Linked DNA regions of Homo sapiens: region 1 is linked to region 2. Evidence: chromatin contacts called from ENCODE Hi-C or POLR2A ChIA-PET data. All regions are on one chromosome and are shown on one strand. The core of a region is the stretch at or near the end of the contact, and the rest is flanking DNA. Distances in the headings are between cores, read along the strand shown.

What was found. Hi-C counts contacts between places; a loop is a spot of excess contacts on that map. ChIA-PET counts read pairs that join two places held with the same protein, here RNA polymerase II (POLR2A). Pooled maps may share reads with other maps.
Region 1: a loop to region 2 is called in a map of mammary epithelial cell, with 5 times the contacts of the local background. The contact joins the promoter of TMEM270 here to the promoter of ABHD11 in region 2. A Hi-C loop is called at or near these places in 59 of 168 maps with a recorded cell type or tissue (B cell, CD14-positive monocyte, CD4-positive, alpha-beta T cell and 40 more), 37 of 37 single-sample maps with no recorded cell type and 43 of 50 pooled maps. POLR2A ChIA-PET finds 5 or more read pairs at or near these places in 25 of 52 experiments (A549, AG04450, B cell and 20 more).

What each region holds. Positions count from the first base shown.
Region 1 is chr7:73,857,534-73,863,383 of GRCh38, forward strand. It overlaps TMEM270 (transmembrane protein 270), which reads left to right and starts at 3,626. Exons shown (of 3, transcript NM_182504.4): 1 at 3,626-3,733. The coding sequence starts at 3,662.
Region 2 is chr7:73,737,411-73,743,280 of GRCh38, forward strand. It overlaps ABHD11 (abhydrolase domain containing 11), which reads right to left and starts at 1,392. Exons shown (of 6, transcript NM_148912.4): 1 at 1,236-1,392; 2 at 918-1,053; 3 at 152-325. The coding sequence starts at 1,360. RefSeq lists enhancers at 1,191-1,848, 1,849-2,505, 4,729-5,263, 5,108-5,870, 5,264-5,797 and silencers at 1,413-1,512, 5,592-5,711.

The DNA.
Region 1 (5,850 bases), core at 2,376-4,875, 120 kb after region 2:
TCTTGCTCTGTCACCCAGGCTGGAGTGCAGTTGCCTGATCTCGGCTTACTGCAACCTCTGCCTCCCGGGTTCAAGAGATTCTCTTGCCTCAGCCTCCTGAGTAGCTGGGATTACAGGGATGCACCACTACACCCAGCTAATTTTTATATTTTTGGTAGAGACCAGGTTTCATCATGCTGCCCAGGCTGGTCTTGAACTCCTGGCCTCAAGTGATCCACCTGCTTTGGCCTCTGAAAGTGCTAGGATTACAGGAGTGAGCCACTGCACCCGGCTCAGCCACCACCTTCTGACCCCCAGCAATCCCTTTGCCTCTCTCCCCAAACCTACTCCTTCTCTTCCCCGCCCCCACTTGGTGGGCAGCGCTACTTTCTGCCTTTCACTCAAGTCTTCTGGGTTGGGGGTATCCCTGACCCCTGTCTCGCTTTACTTCTTTTCCTGTTCATTCCTCTGTTGGGATGCCTCTGTCTATGTGTCTTTCACATTTCTGTATGTCTTGTGAGTGAGGCACTAATGGATTGCCTTTTGCCCTGGACTTTCTTTTCTAGGATATCTGTATATCAGACAACCTTGGAAGACATAATGTCTCCTTCTGGGGCAAAAGGCAGCCCTGCTTACTGCACATTAGAAAAGATTTGGGTTTCCTGGCCAGGCGCGGTGACTCATGCCTGTAATCCCAGCACTTTGGGAGGCGCTGGCAGGCGGATCACCTGAGGTCAGGAGTTCGAGACCAGCCTGGCCAATATGGTGAAACCCCATCCCTACTAAAAATACAAAAATTAGCTGGGCTTGGTGGTGCGAGCCTGTAATCCCAGCTACTCGGGAGGCTGAGGCAGGAGAATTGCTTGAACCTGGGAGGCGGAAGTTGCGGCGAGTGGAGATGGTGCCACTGCACTCCAGCCTGGGCGACAGAGTGAGACTCCATCTCAAAAAAAGAAAAAAAGAAGGCTGGGCGAGGTGGCTCCCACCTGTAATCCCAGCACTTTGGGAGGCGCTGGCGGGTGCATCACCTGAGGTTAGGAGTCTGAGACCAGCCTGGCCAAGCTGGAGAAACCCTGTCTCTACTAAAAATACAAAAAAGTAGCCGGGTATGGTGGTAGGCGCCTATAATCCCAGCTACTTGGGAGGCTGAGGCAGGAGAATTGCTTGAACCCGGGAAGTGGAGGTTGCAGTGAGCCGAGATTGTACCACTGCACTGGGTGACAGAGCAAGACTCCATCTCAAAAAAAAAAAAAAAAAAAAAAAAAGAAAAGAAAAGATTTGGGTTCCCTAAACTCAAGCCACCTCTCCTGTAACACACCCACCTCAGATACTGCCAGGCATCATCTGGCCCTTGTCATATCACCCTGTGGGATTTGGAGCTCAAGGAATGAATGGAAAATGCTTATAACCTAGTTCACTGCTATTGCCATGAGTAACATTGTCTTTGATCTCTGACCTGGGAGTCTCATGTCTTCCTGTGGCAGCTGTGGAGCTCTGGTTGGCTAACTTGTTAGCATGAAATTGGGCAACGTCTCAGATCATCGTGGGTCTTGACATCCTCCAATTCTATCTGTTGTACCTGCTACAGATTTCTGGCATCTGTTGTCTCCATTTCCAGGGCCTCAGCCCTGGTCAAGGCTCCCATCATCACATGTCTAGGGGTTTATTTGTTCTGGATTCCTTTTTGCTGTCCCTACCCCAGAGTCCTCTGCCTTAGTTTCCATGCACACTGCTTGAGCCGCCTGCTGCAAGACCCCCACCCGACCATCTGCTGGAGGGCTTTCTCTGGTGTTTGTGCTGGTAAGATTGGAGGTTCAGCGGGAGTTAATGTCCAACAGGAAGCAGACAGGTCATGGAAGATAAATACCCCAGTATTCATGCTCCTTGGGTGGGGTGACTCTGAGGTGCGTTCTGCACCATTTTCCAGGGGATTTTGGGGATCAGCCCCGGTTGTCTGAACTCAAACCCTGCTCATGAACTCATCTGTCCTTGCCTCTCTTTCTTTTCTTTCTCTTTCTTTTCTTTCCTTCCTTCCTTTTTCTTTCTTTCTTTCTTTTTCTTTCTCTCTTTTTCTTTCTTTTCTTTCTCTTTCTTTCTTTCCTTCTTTTTCTTTCTCTTTCTTTCTTTTTCTTTCTTTCTTCTTTCTTTCTTTCTCTCTCTCTCTCTCTCCCCCTCCCCTCCCCTCCCCTCCCCTTCCCTCTTTTTATCACAGAGTCTCACTCTCTTGCCCAGGCTGGAGTACAGTGGCATGATCTCAGCTCACTGCAACCTCTGCCTTCTGGGTTCAAGCAATTCTCCTGCCTCAGCCTCCTGAGCAGCTGAGATTATAGGTGCACGCCACCATGCCAGGCCAATTTTTTTTTTTTTTTGTATTTTTAGTAGAGACGGGGTTTCACCATGTTGGTCAGGCTGGTCTCTGCTGAGACCAGCTTGGCTGGGGAGACCCTAACCCAGCAGCACTAGAGGAATTAAACACACACACACACACACACACACACACACACACACACAGAGAAATAAAGAGGTGTGAAGTGGGAAATCAGGGGGTCTCACAGCCTTCAGAGCTGAGAGCCTCAAACGGAGATTTACCCACGTATTTATTAACAGCAAGCCAGTCATTAGCATTGTTTCTATAGATATTAGATTAACTATAGATTAGATTAGATTCCCATAGAAGTATCCCTTATGGGAAACAAAGGGATTGGGCCCAAATAAAGGGATGTGTTTGGCTAGTTATCTGCAGCAGGAGCATGTCCTTAAGGCACAGATCACTCATGCTCTTGTTTGTGGTTTAAGAACGCCTTTAAGCAGTTTTCCGCCCTGGGTGGGCCAGGTGTTCCTTGCCCTCATTCCGGTAAACCCACAACCTTCCACCGTGGGTGTCATGGCCATCACGAACATGTCACAGTGCTGCAGAGATTTTGTTTATGGCCAGTTTTGGGGCCAGTTTATGGCCAGATTTTGGGGGCCTGTTCCCAACAGGTCTCAAACTCCTGACCTCGTGATCTGCCTGCCTCGGCCTTCCAAAGTGCTGGGATTACAGGTGTGAGCCACTGTGCCTGGCCCCTTGCCTCACTTTCTGACTTCCTATGGATGCTTGCAGGGCCCACTCCCCAAATAAACTCATCACCCTTCAATTTTTTTTCTTTGTTTAGAGATAGGGTCTTGCTCTGTCACCCAGGCTTGAGTGATCCTGGCTCACTGCAACTTCTATCTCCTGGGCTCAAGCGATTCTCCCACTTTAGACTCCTGAGTAGTTGGGACTACAGGTGTGCATGACCAAGGCTGGTTAATTTTTTTCTTTTTTTGTTTTTTTGTAAGACAGGGTCTTGCTATGTTGCCCATGCTGGTCTCAAACTCCTGGCCTCAAGCGATCCTCCTACCTTGGCCTCCCAAAGCATTGGGAATCCAGGCATGAACCCCGTTCCTAGGCGGCACTTGATTCCTGTTCCAAGATCTGGGGAAATCCGACCCGAAGGAAGCTTTGCTCTAAGACCTCCTTGGCCGTGTTGGGCTCAGACGTGGACTGAGGTTTCAGAGGAAGCAGTGGAGCGGCAGGAGCCAGGTAAAGGCAGTGGGTCACTGGCGGCAACCGGGTCCCCATGGTAACTTGGTCCCCACCCTGTGGCATCTGTGAGGTCACCCTGCTTCTCCCAGCTGGAGTAGGTGGGGGAGGCCAGACATGGAGGCCCTTCCTCCAGTCAGATCCAGCCTTTTGGGGATCCTGTTGCAGGTTACGAGGCTCTCAGTGCTGGTGAGTGGGGGCTGGGGGTAAGTGGGGTGGGGACCACACACCAGGCCCTTCACAGAGCCACCTCAGAGCTGCCGGGCCCAAGCCCTGCCTGTCCCATCCAGTGGAACGAGGTGGCTGCCTGCCTTCCAGAATAATCTGACATCTCCCAGAAGCCCCACTCCAAACTACAGTGCTGACATTTTCTTTTCTTTTCTTTATTTAGAGACAGGGTCTCGCTCTGTCGCCCAGCCTGGAGCGCAGTGGTGCCGGCTCAGCTCGTTGCAGCCTCCAACTCCCGGTCTCAAGCAATCCTCCCCCCTCAGCCTCCAAGTAGCCGGGACTATAGGTGTGCACCACCACGCCTGACTAATTTTTGTATTTTGTAGAGATGGTGTCTCACTACGTTGCCCAGGCGGGTCTCCAACTCTTGGCCTCACATGATCCTCCTACCTCAGCTTCCTGAGGTGCTGGGATTATAGGTGTGAGCCACCGCACCTGGCAGCATTTTCTCTATTGAGGGTCACTCCTATGGGTGAATCATTGTTTTTCCCATTCATTTTTTCTTTTTTTTGAGACAGAGTCTCGCTCTGTTGCCCAGGCTGGAGTGCAGTGGTGCGATCTCGGCTCACTGCAACCTCTGCCTCCTGGGTTCAAGCAGTTCTTCTGCCTCAGCCTCCCAAGTAGCTGGGACTACAGGCACGTGCCATCATCCCTGGCTAATTTTTTTTTTTTTTTGTATTTTTAGTAGAGACCCTGTTAGCCAGGATGGTCTCGATCTCCTGACCTTGTGATCTGCCCGCCTCAGCTCCCCAAAGTGCTGGGATTACAGACATAAGCCACTGCGCCTGGCTCATTCATCTCTCTCTCTTTTTTTTTTTTTCAGATGCAGTCTTGCCCTGTCGCGCAGGCTGCAGTGTAATGGTGCGATCTCGGCTCACTGCAACTTCCACCTCCAGGTTCAAGCAATTCTCCTGCCTCAGCCTTCCAAGTAGCTGGGATTACAGGCGTGCGCCACCACGCCCAGCTAATTTTTTGTATCTTTAGTAGAGACAGGGTTTCACCGCATTGGCCAGGCTGGTCTCAAACTCCTGACCTCGTAATCCACCCACCTCGGCCTCCCAAAGTTCTGGGATTACAGGTGTGAGCCACCGCACCTGGCCCATTCATCTCTTTTAAACATACACATGCTTGTGGTCGGGGTCACAACTCAGTCACACTTAGGAGGCCGAGGTGGGAGTATAGATTGAGCCTGGGAGGCCAAGGCTGCAGTCAGCCAAGATCATATAACAGGGGGCAGTTGAGAAAGACAGACACCATTAGATTTGCATCTTGGGACCGGGAGCTGTGGCTCACACCTGTAATCCCAGCACTTTGGGAGGCCGAGGCGGGCAGATCACCTGAGGTCAGGAGTTCCAGACCAGCCTGACTAACATGAAGAAACCTTGTCTCTACTAAAAATACAAAATTAGCCACGCGTGGTGGTGCATGCCTGTAATCCCAGCTACTCAAGAGGCTGAGGCAGGAGAATCGCTTGAACCTGGGAGGCGGAGGTTGCGGTGAGCCGAGATCCCACCATTGCACTCCAGCCTGGGCAACCCTGGGCAACAAGAGCAAAACCCTGTCTCAGAAAAAAAAAAAAAAAAAAAAAAAAAAAGATTTGCATCTTGGCTGTTTTACCCTCTAGCTGTGTGAATTTGGGCAAATCACTTCACCACTCTGAGCCCGTTTCCTCTCCTATAGAAATGATCTTGTGGGATCATGTGGGATATCATAGGTTTCCCTCCTCCCTGGTCTCAGCACCATAACCTGGGAGGTCCTATTTCCTAGCTCTACCCTAATTCTTCTCCCTGCTGGACCCTTTGGTCTCAGCATAGCTCCACCCTCCACGTCCCAAGCTCTGCAAATCCAGCCCGTGAGTGGGGGGTCTTGCAGCCAATCTCAGATGGTGGGGCCTGTGGACACGGGGATGGGGGGTCCAGGTGGGTGGATTGGTGTCACTCAAGGGCTGGGGGCTTTCCAGCTCTGATGAAGGGTCTCCAGGACTCAAGAACAGCTTTCCCCCACCTCACCCCAGTCCTGCAGCTTCATCTCAGTGAATGGGAGACACCGTTGTCCAACTCACCACCCAGATCAGAAAT
Region 2 (5,870 bases), core at 142-2,641:
TGGGACCAGTCTTAGGCAGACATAGGGAGTCTCAGGCATGGCTCCTGGAGCCTGAACTTGGTCATCCAACGATCATGTGAGTCCCAGGTTGCCTGCAGGGCCCTCAGGGTATATACTGAATGGGAGGAGGCCCCAGACATGGGCGGCTCACCCTCTGTAGTGCCAGCAGCATGGCTGTCTTTCCTCCCATGCTGTGGCCAACGACGACGCAGGGCACCAGGCCCAGCTGGGGCAGAAGGTCCTGCAGGTCCTGGCTCATGATCTCGTAGCTCATGTCTGGGCTGTGGGGGCTGTCACCGTGGTTACGAGCATCCACCGTCAGCACCTGGGGAGTGGGGTGAGACGGGGCTGCGTTGATATCCCCATTCTGGGGGTAGACAGCCAAAGGCTTGTAGGGACAGCAGGTCAAAGGTGTGGAGAGCCTGGGGATACACCCTGTGGAGGGGAAGGGCCCAGTTTCCAGACCTAGGAGGCCCAGATGAAGAACCTGGGGCCACTCTGCCAGAGAAGAGCAGGCCCCAGGGTTGTGACCACGTCTCTGAAGGGCTGGCCTGGCTGGGTGGCAATCTCGGAGAATGCCAGGAAGGAGACTCCAGGAATTTCCAACAGTAGGAGCACAGAAGAATGGGCTGCCATAAGAGGTGGTGAGCTCCCGGTCATCCCTAGTGAACAAGCAGGCCCCTTCATGGAAAGGGTGCAGGCGCCTAGGCATGGGCCAGCCCCGATGGAGATCTACAACATGAATTAATGAAGATGGCAACGTGAGGGAATAAATGGGGTTGCCGTTCAGGGTCCATACTCAGAGTGAGGGATCTGGAAGTGAGCGTGAGAAGCGGGACCCCCCCTGCCCCGCCTCCTCTCAGGCCCCGCCCACTCCCGCCCAGCCCCAAAGGAGCCCCGCCCACTCGAAAGCTCACCCTACGGCCTGTCTGCTGGGCCAAGATCTTGGCGATGGAGTTGAAGTTAGTTTTGCTGCCGAAGAGCCCGTGCAAAAAGACGACGGCCGGGAGGGCTGCCTCCCCGTCCAGAAGCCTGTAGGAAAGCGGAAGCGGCCTGGCAGGGGAAGGATCGAGGTCAGAGTCTGAGCCGGCGGAGACGGGGAAAGGGGTAGGGGGAAAGAGCTTTGGGGGAGAGGCCTGGGAGGTGACAGGCCCAAAGGGAGGAGATGGGGCCGTCGGGGCCCGGCAGGAAAAGGAGGACAGAGGATGGCCTCCCGCCCGGTGCCCTTGACTGACCTCGGCTCGGCGCCCCCTCGGCCGCCGCTGCTGCTGCTGGGTGCGACAGGCACCCTCGCGAAGCTAGGGCCGTGGGGGCCGAGTCCCTCACGCGGGAGCCTCCAGGCTCGGGTCCAGCGGAGCATGCTTGCAAGCTGTTGGCCGGCTCGCATCTCACAAGGTACGTCCTCCCCGCGCTCCTTCTCCCGCCCTAGCTCGCAGCCCCGCCCATTTCCGTCTTCAGCCGCCCCGCCCAGTTCCGACTTGAGCCCCGCCCTCTCCCCGCCCCCATCGCGGGATTCTCCGCCCTTGGTCCCGTTTCCTTACGTATCCCCGAGAACAGTCCGGCCCCGCCTCCATCCCCGCCCCTTACGCCATTACGTAATCCCCGCAGGCTTTGCGCGGGTCGCCCTGAGCGCCGCACCTGGCCTCGCCCTAGGCTGGGCAACCCGCGGTGCTTGCCCCTCCCCTCGCGAAGCGCCGCGGTGCGTAGAATCTGGGAATTCGGTCTGCGCCGCTCTGTGCGTGCTCGGTTCTGGTTGCAGCTTAGGGCTCGGTTCCCGCCCCGCACCTGCCATCGCTCACTGACCTGGGTGGCTGCCATCGTTTCTGTGCCGCCGGCGGGGGCGAGCGGCGCCAGGGTGGCTCTGGGCGGCGGAGTGCCAGTGTGGTGGCGCCGTGCTCCACTGCCGGGGGCCCGGGCAGGTTGGGCGGAGCACGGACACCCACCCATCCTGGAGTCGTCGATCTAGAAGGAGCTCGGGGGCACTCTAGAGCTCTTCCCCAAGCCCCTTCGTCCCTTTTACGTTTGGGGAAGGCTCCCCCAGTCTGATCCCACCTGCTTTTCTGCCCATACTCCCCATTCTCATACTCCCCTATCAGGCACCCTGCCTTTCAAGGTCTTCTCCACACCCCACCTCCTGCTGGGGTGCTGTCTGTCTTCCAGATAGCCAGTTGCCCGAGTCCTATACTTTTTTTTGGTGGGGGTCTTACCCTCGCCCAGGCCGGAGTGCAGTGACGCGACCGTAGCTCACTGCAGCCTCGACCTCCTGGGCTCAAGCGATCCTCCCGCCTTTGCCTCCCGAGAATCTGGGACTACAGGCGCAGACTAATTTTAACATTTTTTTTTTTTTTTTTTTTTTTACTGAATCATGGTTACAATTTTTTTTTTTAGGCCGGGTGCGGTGGCTCACGCCTGTAATCCCGGCACTTTGGGAGGCTGAGGTGGGCAGATCACCTGAGGCCAGGAGTTGGAGACCACCCTGGCCAATATGGTGGAACCCCGTCTTTACTAAAAATACAAAAATTAGCTGGGCGTGGTGGCGGGTGCCTGTAATCCCAGCTACTCGGGAGGCTAAGGCAGGAGAGTCGCTTGAACTCAGGAGGCGGAGGTTGCAATGGGCGGAAATCATGCCACTGCACACCAGCCTACCGGACGGAGACAGACTCCGTTTAAAAAAAAAAAAAATTGCCGTGGGTGGTGGCACGGCCCTGTAATCCCAGCTACTGGGGAGGCTGAGGCAGGAGAATCGTGTGAACTTGGGAGATGGAGGTTGCAGTGAGCCGAGATCTTGCCACTGCATTCCAGCCTCAGTGACAGAGCGAGACTCCATCTCAAAAAAAAAATTTTTTTTTTAAAAAATAGAAGCGGGGGCTTGCTATGTTGCCCAGGCTGGTCTCGAACTCCTGGGCTCAAAGTGCTGAGATTACAGGCATGAGCCACCACACCTGGCCCAACAAAATTTTTTTTAGAGAAGGGGTCTTGCTACCTTGCCCAAGCTGGTCTCCAGCTCCTGGCCTCAAGCGACCTTCCTGTCTCAGGTATATGGCTTTTATTTTATTTTTTCTGAGACAGGGTTTCACTGCGTCACCCAGGCTGGACTGCAGTGGCACAATCACGGCTCACTGCAACCTCTTCCCCCTGGGCCCAGGCAATCTTCCTGCCTCACCCTCCCGAGTAGCTGGGACCACAGATGTGCACCACCATGTCTGGCTAATTTTTTTCTGTTTTGTAGAGATAGAGTCTTACTATGTTCTAGGCATAGCAAGGGGACAGTTTCAGGCTGGTCTGGAACTCCCAGACTCAACTGATCCTCCTGCCTCAGCCCCCTGAGTAGCTGGAATTACAGGTGTGCTCCACCATGCCTGGCCTCAGCTATAGGCCTTTTAAGGCATTGTATAACTGCTGCCTCCTCCTCAAGCCTTCGCAGACTTTCTGAGTTAAAACTAATCTCTTTCATGGAATGTTCTGGAAGCATTTCTCAGAGGCTACTGTGTAGTATTATAGAGGCAGCCCTCCCTGTGTGTCCACAGCGGGAGCTATGTCTTGTTCATCTGGTGCAAAGTGGTAATAGTCATCAAGAGCTTCAGGGCACTGGTAAATGCTTATGTGGAAGTCCTGCGGGTGGCTGGGTTAGTGGCCCTCCCGGATATGACACCTGGGCCAGCTAGTCTTACACTGACCCCTCCCCCACCTCCTTAGGGCGGTCCAGGACCTACAGGATGAGTCCTAACTTTTTTTTTAAAAAAATAATTAATTAATTAATTATTACTATTATATTTTGAGACGGAGTTTTGCTCTTGTTGCCCAGGCTGGAGTGCAATGGTGCGATCTTGGCTCACCGCAACCTCTACCTACTGGGTTCAAGCGACTCTCCTGCCTCAGCCTCCCGAGTAGCTGGGATTACAGGCATGCGCCACTACGCCGGCTAATTTTGTATTTTTAGTAGAGACGGGGTTTCTCCACGTTGGTCAGGCTGGTTCAAACTCCCGACCTCAGGTGATCTGCCCGCCTCGGCCTCCCAAAATGCTGGGATTACAGGTGTGAGCCACTGCGCCTGGCCATTAATTTTTTTTTTTTTTTGAGACAGGGTCTGGCTCTGTCATGGAGGCTGGAACCTGGCTCACTGCAACCTCTGCCTCCCGGGTTCAAGCAGTTCTCATGCCTCAGTCTCCCGAGTAGCTGGGACTACAGGCGCGCATCACCACACCTGGCTGATTTTTTTCTGTTTTTGGCAGAGACAGGATTTCACCATGCTGGCCAAGCTGAGGATGTGTCCTAACTCTGTAAAGCTCCATCTCCTGCTTAATGGGACCCTGAGGTGTTTGGTTCCAATCTGAGGAGGGCTGAGGTCACCGAGGACTCTAAGCACACCAGGTGGTGTGATCATGTTTCCCGCATAGTAATTAGGGGAGTGATGAGGACATCTGAGCCCTGTATGGGGGCTGGTCCCAGGCCTGGGAGGGGTCCTTGGAGAGTGTTTTTCTAGAGTTGGTGGGTGTTTTTCTAGAGTTGGTGGGTGTTTTTCTAGAGTTGGTGGGTGAAGGGCGTGGGGGTTGAAGATTCAGAACAATAGTATTTCAAAGGTGCTTTTTTTTGTTTGTTTGTTTTGAGAGAGTCTCTCTGTTGCCTATGCTGGAGTATAGTGGGACAATCTCAGCTCACTGCAACCTCTACCTCCCGGGTTCAAGCGATTCTCTTTTGCAGACTCCCAAGTAGCTGGGATTACATGTATGCGCCACCATGCCCGGCTAATTTTTGTATTTTTAGTAGAGACTGAGTTTCACCGTGTTGGGCAGGCTGATCTCAAACTCCTGACCTCAGGTGATCCTCCTGCCTCGACCTCCCAAAGTGCTGGGATTACAGGCATGAGCCACTGTGCCTGGCCTCAAAGGTGCTTTCAAATTGATCCCTGCCATACACCCCACCCTCCACCAGGTAATCTCAGCCTGGCCCAAGATCCCCACATCTAGGGGCAGAAGCAGCCTTGAGATATTTACTCAGAGTCCTGGGCCCCAGCCCTGATCAGGTGGCTGATGAAGGCAAGCAGAAAAACCAGTTGGTTTGATGTTTCCACTTGAACATTCCAGAGAAAGTGGTGGGGGCAGGGGAGGGGTCGTTGCTACCTGGGAATGGATCTGGGGGTGGTGTCATCCTGGGGGCTGCCCAGCCCTCTCAGCTTGTTAGGAACAGGCCAGGAAGCGTGCTGTTGGTTGGCGAAGGCCTCCTTCTAGGGGAGGCCAGAGGGGAGGACTTCCGGAGCCCCTGACATGTGGAGGTGAAGGTGGGAGGTGAAATGGACTATCGCTCTTTGGAGGTCGAGTGTACACTGCCCCATCCGTGTTCCCAGGCTTCCTGTGAAGTGGGAGGGTGCCGTCCTTATTCTGCTGATGAGGAAAGAGAGGCTTGGACGGCGAAGTAACCCAGCTCCAGGTCACTCAGCCAGTGCACAGCCCGGATTGTTTCCTTCACTGACTCCTAACGCAGTGCTCCGTGTATTTCATCACCACCCTTCAGGCCGTGGGGACCAAGGGCCGAAGGGGTGCGGCCTGAGGCGGCCGGGACACTGCGCCTAGGTGGCGCGGTGGCATTGAATGGGTTAAGGAGGGGAGGTGGCGGGTGTCCCTTAACTGCACCTGGCCCAGTATCGGTCACGTGGCCAGGGTTTCACCTGCCCCGCTGAGCAGGGACAATCAGGCTGCTTGTTTTGTGGCCGGTCGCCATGGTGACAGCAGCTTGCCAGGGGCGGTCATGGGGCAAATTCCTGCTGGCCAGCCGGGTGGGGCAGGAGTGTCAGCTGTGCTGGCACCAGTCGGGGCTTCCCGAAAGACCCCTGGAGCTTTCCCGTGGGGCTGTCCCTGGGGGGCCCCTATGTG